Regions from separate parts of the Homo sapiens genome. Here region 1 is linked to region 2. The links are chromatin loops, found by intact Hi-C in ENCODE. Cell type or tissue: psoas muscle. All regions are shown on one strand. Region 1 overlaps GPRIN2 (G protein regulated inducer of neurite outgrowth 2). Region 2 has its middle 59 kb from the start of ANTXRL.

What was found. Hi-C counts contacts between places; a loop is a spot of excess contacts. Peaks named below come from ENCODE experiments on the same cell type or tissue, not always from the same donor. Only the 100,000 strongest peaks of a DNase experiment are listed, where the experiment ranks them.
Region 1: it touches region 2 in a loop (2.8-fold over the local background); 9 of 110 quality-filtered maps call a loop at or near these places.

The regions. Positions count from the first base shown.
Region 1 is chr10:46,547,646-46,551,645 of GRCh38, reverse strand. GPRIN2 (G protein regulated inducer of neurite outgrowth 2) reads left to right here. Exons shown (of 3, transcript NM_001385282.1): 3 at 904-4,000. The coding sequence starts at 910. The coding sequence ends at 2,286. Among named protein-coding and RNA genes, the nearest start is that of GPRIN2, 7.0 kb to the left of the region's middle. In psoas muscle, no CTCF peak of the experiment used is centred here; DNase peaks (open chromatin) are centred at 1,125 and 2,115.
Region 2 is chr10:46,226,319-46,230,318 of GRCh38, reverse strand. It overlaps the pseudogene ANTXRLP1. Among named protein-coding and RNA genes, the nearest start is that of ANTXRL, 59 kb to the left of the region's middle. RefSeq lists an enhancer at 1,284-1,938. In psoas muscle, CTCF peaks have their summits at 882 (motif pointing right) and 1,590; a DNase peak (open chromatin) is centred at 1,578.

The sequences.
Region 1 (4,000 bases), 320 kb before region 2:
ATGTCAGGCAGGATAGGTCTGATTGATGGTACTGGGTGGGCATCTTATCTCACTGCTGCACCGTCCCCAGGGGTACAGAAAGGTCTGAATGAATCCCATGTTCCCTAGCCCTACAGCTGGGCACGCAGTAGGGGCTCAGGAGATGCTGTGGAATCAATGACCAGATGCTGAATGAGTCCCTCATGGAAAAAGCTGATGCATGGGGCCTCTCCTTGCCCCTGGAGCTAGAGGTAGGAGTCAGGGAACCCCAGAGACATGCCAGCTCAGCAAGGCTAGGCCAAGGAGGATGGGGGTGGTTGTGGAAGCCCAGGGTGATTCTCAGTGTCCTCTGGTCATTGCTCCCTCGTCCTGTGAACTTTCTCTGAGCTCCCACTCTGTACCAAGGAGACCCTGTCCACAGTGAGTTGGATACTGCCAGTCCCAGGAGGAAGTAGCCCAGTATTGGCCTGTCCAGCTGTGCCCGTTAAGAGGCCATAGTGCTTCCGTGCTGGTTGACCAAGAGCTGTTATCCCACAGCCCCACCCCCTAGGGCTGCAGTTTCACCCCCAAAGCCCCAGCAGATTTGGCTCTCTCCCTTCCCCTCCCACACAAACCAGCCAGTAAAGAGTTGAGAGCTGATAGAGTGGCGGCCTCCAGGACCCCACCCTAGGGCAGATTCTAACTGCTTGAGACTGATGATGAGATAATTTGCAGTGTCATCCTTGTGTCTAATGTGAGATGACCTTGATTTGAAGTGTCTGGTGTCTTGTCACTCACTGCCTTGCATATGGTTCTGACCAGTCAGGCAGGCTGGGACTGAAGGTGGCTCCCTGGTGAACCTAGCACTGTGGGAGTTCATAGTAGAATCGGCTTAGGTGCTGCCACCCAACTCAACTCCACTCCCTCCCTTTCTCTCTTCTGCAGGCAGCCATGAGCTCCAGCCGCCCCGAGCCGGGTCCCTGGGCACCCCTGAGCCCCCGCCTTCAGCCCCTGTCCCAGAGCTCTTCCAGCCTGCTGGGTGAAGGCCGGGAACAGAGGCCAGAGCTCCGCAAGACTGCCAGCAGCACCGTGTGGCAGGCCCAGCTGGGCGAGGCCAGCACCAGACCCCAGGCCCCGGAGGAAGAGGGGAACCCGCCTGAGAGCATGAAGCCAGCACGGGCCTCTGGCCCCAAGGCGCGACCCAGTGCTGGAGGCCACTGGTGGAGCAGCACTGTGGGCAATGTGTCCACCATGGGCGGCAGTGACCTGTGTCGCCTGCGGGCCCCTAGTGCTGCTGCTATGCAGAGGAGCCATTCAGACCTGGTCCGTAGCACCCAGATGCGGGGACACAGTGGTGCTCGGAAGGCCAGTCTCAGCTGCTCAGCCCTTGGCAGCAGCCCTGTCCACAGGGCTCAGCTGCAGCCAGGTGGTACTTCTGGCCAGGGTGGCCAGGCCCCTGCAGGCCTGGAAAGGGACCTGGCTCCTGAGGATGAGACTTCTAACTCAGCCTGGATGCTGGGGGCGAGTCAGTTGTCAGTGCCACCACTAGACCTGGGGGACACAACTGCCCACAGCAGCAGTGCCCAGGCTGAGCCCAAAGCTGCTGAACAGCTGGCTACCACCACCTGCCATGCTCTGCCCCCAGCTGCTCTACTCTGTGGCATGAGGGAGGTGAGGGCTGGTGGCTGCTGCCATGCCCTACCTGCCACAGGGATCCTGGCCTTTCCCAAACTAGTGGCGTCAGTGAGCGAGTCTGGGCTGCAGGCTCAGCATGGGGTGAAGATCCACTGTAGGTTGTCTGGGGGGCTCCCTGGGCATTCCCATTGCTGTGCCCACCTTTGGGGTCCCGCTGGGTTAGTCCCAGAGCCTGGCTCTAGGACCAAAGATGTGTGGACCATGACCTCAGCCAATGACTTGGCCCCTGCAGAGGCATCCCCGCTGTCAGCCCAGGATGCTGGTGTGCAGGCGGCCCCAGTGGCGGCCTGCAAGGCTGTGGCCACCAGTCCGTCCCTGGAAGCGCCTGCAGCCCTGCATGTGTTCCCAGAGGTAACTCTGGGGTCCAGCCTGGAGGAGGTGCCGTCCCCTGTGCGGGATGTGCGATGGGATGCTGAGGGCATGACATGGGAGGTGTACGGAGCTGCGGTGGACCTGGAGGTGCTCGGTGTGGCCATCCAGAAGCACCTGGAGATGCAGTTTGAGCAGCTGCAGCGGGCGCCCGCCAGCGAGGACAGCCTGTCTGTGGAGGGCCGGAGGGGGCCACTGCGGGCTGTCATGCAGTCCCTGCGGCGCCCCAGCTGCTGCGGCTGCTCCGGCGCGGCCCCCGAGTGAGGAGCTGTGGCCCTTGGAGCTGGCCTGGGCCCACTGACTTAGTCCTAGACCTGGGCCAGGGACGGTGGGGGCTCCGTGCCCCCTGGACCCACCGGCAGCTGGGCACATCTCTCACCTGAATATTGGCTGCCTCCAGACCACAGGACTGCAGCCTGGGGCTTCCGGCCCTACACAGCTGGGCTGTTTTCTTAAGGGCTTGATTTCCAAGGGCCACATCTCTGCACCTTCCGGGCTCTGAACTTTGAGACAGGGCTTTAGCACTGTGCAGAGGGGAGATCCTGAGTTTTCTGTAAAAAATGACCTTTTGTTCACTCCACCCTCAGAACTCTGCCATGTTGCCTCGTCAGACTCTTGGTGGCTTTATTTGAAATCAGTGCTGAGAAATAGTGAATTCTCGACATGAAATGTGAGGCCCCAGTGACAGGGACTGCCCAGGTCTTTAGGGAAGGGGACTGATGTTATCAGAGGCCTCCTGTGTGCCACATACTGTGCTTGTCCTGTCTTCACCTCTTCATCCTGGCAAGCCTTCATTTGGCAAGGCTGTAGCCGATGTGCCCCACGCTGGACAGCTTGAAGAGGTGGGACTGAGATCCAAAGCCAGGGCCAGCTGAGCCGTGGGTGTTGCCCTGTAGCATGTGCCCGGTCCAGTCAGTGCAGTCATGTATGAGGAGAATTTACTGAGCTCATACTCTGTGCTGGGTTCTGTGGATTCTGTGGTGAATGAGACAGAGGCTGCCCCTGCCCTGGCTGAGCTCATGGTGTGGGTTGGGGATGGCAGGGGAGGATGCTGACCATTACGGAGGGCTGCCAGGCTTCCAGGGTCATTGTGTCAGAGGCTGGCCTGAGGAAGGGGAGAATGGGTGGCCACCTGCCCTAATCTCAGTTACAAAGCCTAAAATTGCACTATTTTCACCTCATTCTGTCGGCTGAAGGATTTCTCCCCAGCTGGTGCAGTTTGTGGAAGGAGGGAGGGCAGGAATGGAGGGGGACAGGGCAGGAGTTTGCCCTGGCCCTGGGGTAGGGGCTGTGAGGCTGTGGGGGCTCGCTTGCCCACATGACCTGACCTAGGCTAGGCAGTGGGGGCCAGGGGCCTTGGAGAGACAGAAACATGGGCTTTGGCACAGTCTGACTTCATTGCCCAAAGATTTCTCGAGGCCTGTGAAGAATGGGAGTGGGCTTGTGTTCTTGTCCTGGGTCTTTGTCTTGAAGATCCTAAGATCCCGTGACACAGCCCCCCAATCCACCCGTGTGAGGGACCAGAGGGCTAGTGTGGGGTCATGGCCCACGACCTGGCCTGTTTCTGGAGCCTCTTCTGCACCTAGGAGCCCAGGACCCCCACAGTGGTGGCTTACTTTTCCCCATCCTCAAGGACCTGGTACTCATTGAGGTGGAAATGACTCATGCAACAGTTGGTGAATTTGTAAAGCAGGAGTGGCATTTCAACAGGCCACAAGGACAAAGTGACAAAGGCGTGCGTCAGGTCAGATGCCTCCTGAAGCCCAACGATGGACCATTCTCACCCGTAAACATGCCTTTCCCATATGCATAGGTGCACCCCTTGGGATTCTGGGGCTGTCAGTCCCTTTGTGTATGGTGCCAGGGCAGGCAGCTCACGTTCTGGGGAGTGACACATGGGTATATGCCATCTTCATGCCTGGCTCCCCATGGAGTCTCCAGGAACCCCAGCCTGTTAGGGCCACATGAGAGAGAACAA
Region 2 (4,000 bases):
ATGAAGTTCTTTGGTTTTTTCTGTTTAGTTGTTTGACTTCCTTATATATTCTGGATATTAGTCCTTTGTTGGAAGCATAATTTGCAAATATGTTCTCCCATTCTGTAAATTATAGGTGTATTCTGAGTTTCTTATATTTTGAAGTCTACCTCTCTAGAAAGATTAAGGAAATTTTCCTGAATTATTCCCCCAGATATGTTTTCCAGCTTTGCTTACTTTTTCTTATTTTCTCTCAGGAATGTCTATAAGTTATAGGTTTGGTGAAAATCCCATCTTTATTTGTTCTTTTTTAAAATTCATTTTTCTATATTTTTGTCTGACTATGTTAACAAAATACCAGTCTTCAAGATCTGAAAATTTTTTCTTCTGCTTGGATCATTAAAGCTTTTAACTGTATTTTGAAATTCTTTAAGTGTATTTTTTATTTCCGGAAGTTCTGTTGTTGTTTTAAAGGTATTTATCTCTTCCTTCATTTCCTGGTTTGCTTTCATGGTTTCTTTGTGTTAGTTTTCAACTTTCTCTTGGCTCTCATTTACCTTCCCTGCAATCCATACATTTAATTCTTTATCTGTAATTTTGGGGTTTTCATTTTCGTTGGGGCTCATTGCTGGAGAGCTAGTGTGATTATTTGATGTTGTCACAACATTCAGATCTTTCATGGTGCTAGAATTTTTACACTGGTTCCTTCTCATCTGGAGGAGCTGACACTTCTTATGTTCAAATTTATTTTCATTTATGTGGGATATTTTCTCTGTTATCTCTCCCTCCCCCCGCCTTGAGGGTGTCACTGTAGGGGTTATGGCCTTTCTCCTGCAGCCCTGTGCACTTCTGTTTTTTATTGGGCTGTGCAGTTCAACCTGCAGGCCAGTAGGGGGCACTTCTGTGTTAGGGAACCTCTTTTCGCTCCATGGGGGTCCCAGCTGTGCAGGCTTTACTCTCCTCTGCTGTCTGTGATTCCTGTCATGTCTCTGGTGAATTTCAGCATGCTCTCTTAAAGGATCTATTTGAAGTGTTAGTATTTACTCACTATTTTGATGCCTGAGAGATTCTCACTAACTACTGGCTGTGGCATAAGCGCATGGGTGTATATCTGACCTTTGCTCACTGAGGTGCTCTCTATTGTTTCAGCTGATGGACTGGACAGCAGAATGCCAGGTTCCCTGAGCTTCCTGCTAAGAGTAGGTTGGGAGGGTGGAAGAGAGGTTGCAGCTGGGCAGAGCTGGAACCCTGGCTTTCCCACAAATACCCCAAATGATAAGCGTAGGCACCAGCCATGATAGGGGTGGCTGGGGGAGCTCCTGATGACATGCACAGAGGTCTCTGTGGTGGGATGAGGGGGCTGCACTGGCTCCACGTCTAGATAGGCAGGAATGCAATCTGCTTCCCTATCACACCCCTGTTCTGGGGCTGGTGTCTCAGTTCAGATGCACACTGTGGTCTATCTGCAGGCCACAGTGTGGCTGAGAGACGTGGAAAATGCCTGTCCTGTGCCTCTCCGCAGGAGTGGCTTCAGGGTGGAAATTCTTCACTCAGCCCAATGCAGGCAGTTGTATGGCTCGCCTGTTCTCCAATGTGGTAATGCCGCCACCCCATGGAGAGAGGGAGAATGGCTCTGCCTGTCAGCCATGTGGGTGGGAGTCATGGCTAGTGTTGGCTGCTTGGGTGGGCCCAAACTCAGGTCCAGAGGGTAGTCAGGTGCCAGCGATGTTGGACTGGGCTAGGTAATTCCCCAACTCCCACACCTCTCAGTGACCCACTAGATGGCATGTAGGAGTCCTGATGTGGCTGGACCAGGATCTAGTCAGCCCAGAGTTCAGGTGCTGGCTGTGATAGGGAGGGGTGGGCTGATCCCCTGGAGCCTGAGAACAGATCACAGGACTGTGGGGGCTGGGCTTTCCGAAGGGCTCCAGGCCACAGCTGCAATGTTCAGGCATAGCAGGGTGGCTGTGCTGTGCACCGTTCACCCAGGAGGGCAGGAATCTTCAGCTGGGGCAATGAGCAATGATAGTTGTTGGGCTCATGGTCCACTTGCACTTCTCTCCCAAAGCTGGATTTTGCTGTTAGGAGCTCAGGAAGGTGCCTGACCTTCCTGCTCCCTTCCTGGCCTGGGGCAGCAGAGGCAAGCCTGTGGTGGAACGGGCTAATGGGCAGCCTCTGGGGGTTGGGTTCTCAGGGGAACAGTGAGCTGTGGCTGTCATGCTCAGTCAGGGGTGGGCGGTGGCACTGGCAGCCTGTCACCAAAGCAGGCAAGTCCCGTTTGGCAGAGAGGAGCAGCAGAGGGAAGCCTTGTCTACCCACTCCTCCTTACCACAGCTGCAGTATCTGTCTTTGGGGCACACGAAAGTGCCCAGTTCCCCTCCATGGCAGGCAGCAGCAGCTGCACCAGGCAGATCAGGGATGAAAAGCCTGTGGGATCCATGTAGGCTTGAGCAGTGCCTCTGCACAGTCTCCAGCAGGCTCCCTGTGTTCATCTGGAGGCCCGGGGGCAATGAGAGGGCTCCCTGTGACTAGGATTGTGAAGGTCCATGGTGGAGTTGTGAAATTTCAGGGTTCTCTCACTTGCTCACCTCTTCCCTGTGTTAGGGAGCCCCTTTCCGCTCCATGGGGGTCCCAGCTCGGCAGGCTTCCCTCTCCTCTGCTGTCTGATTCCCATCATGTCTCTGGTGAATTTCAGCGTGCTCTCCTAGAGGATCTGTTTGAAGTGTTAGTATTTACTCACTCTTTTGATGCCTGAGAGGTGCCAACTAACTACTTCTACTCCTTGGCTGCCACTGTTCCATTGCCCCCTCCTCGGGGGAGGGGCAGCATAATTTCAGAAAACAAGTCTCACATCAGAGCTGCCCAAAACCAAAGTGTACAAAAGGGAACACGGTGGGCAATTTTTATTCCTTATTTTAGACCAGAACTATAAGAACACACATTTCTGAGAGTCCAATGGATGTCACGTTAAGCACCCCTGTAGAGCTGGAATGAGCCAGAGCAGGTGAGGTAACGAGTAGCCCCACATGGAAGCTCACAAGAAGCCAGGGCACTGCTCACCCCTGGGATGGCACAGAGAGGGTCCAGGCCCCCAGGGGCACTGCAGGCCTCCGTTGGTCATTCAGGGACCTCAATATGCAGGGGAAGCTCTGCCAGGCAAGAGCATTCTTTTGAGATCAGCTTCTTATCAGCCAGACAGAAGGAGCAGGGCTAGGCTGGGTGACAGGCATGTGCACCTGCCACTGCCATGAGCTCAGACACAGCCCGCTGAGCTGCAGGGGAGGCTACAATTTAGTAGCTGTGCATCCAAGAAGGAGTTGGGGATAGATTTGTGGACAGTGCCCAGTCCCCGCTAGGGCACCAATCACTGAGGGCAAGGACCCTGGAGCTTTAGCTCTCCTACTGGTTTTCCTAACCTACCAGGGAAGGCTCCCTTCATGGCAAGACCCTGGTGGGACTTTTGGAGGCAGATGTGCACACCCAGTCTGCACACCTGTATTAGCTGAACTCCTCACAGGGGCTTAGAAACAGACTGGAGAGGAAAATGTACACGTAGGAGGTTTCTTTTGTTAGGGAGTCCTCTGGGGAACACCATGGTGAGGGAGAGAATAACGGCAGGAACCAGACCCACATAGGATGTGCTACCGCAACCATCTCCAATCAATGGGAAAATAAATGGCTATCCGTTTGCAGGAATGTGTTATTTAAGGCACTTTTCCTGGGGTCCTGAAACTTCAACTGTCAACCCACAAGCCCCAGCAAAAAGGCATGGAGGTGATTGGGACAGGGACTGCCTAGTGACAAGGTGAGCCCTTAGATCCCCCACCCCACACCCACCACCAGGGGCTCGAGCCTCCAAGAGAGGAGGCATCAGGTGGGTTGAAGTGTAGGAAAGTGTAGGAGGGCTGGGCTGGGCTTTAGCAGCTGAGTCTTCTGGCTCTAGTCCAGAGCCCTGTGCACTTCCCCAGGTTGCCCCCTTCCGCAGTTGGGAGCTGAACCACCAGGCCCTCCCAGATGGCTG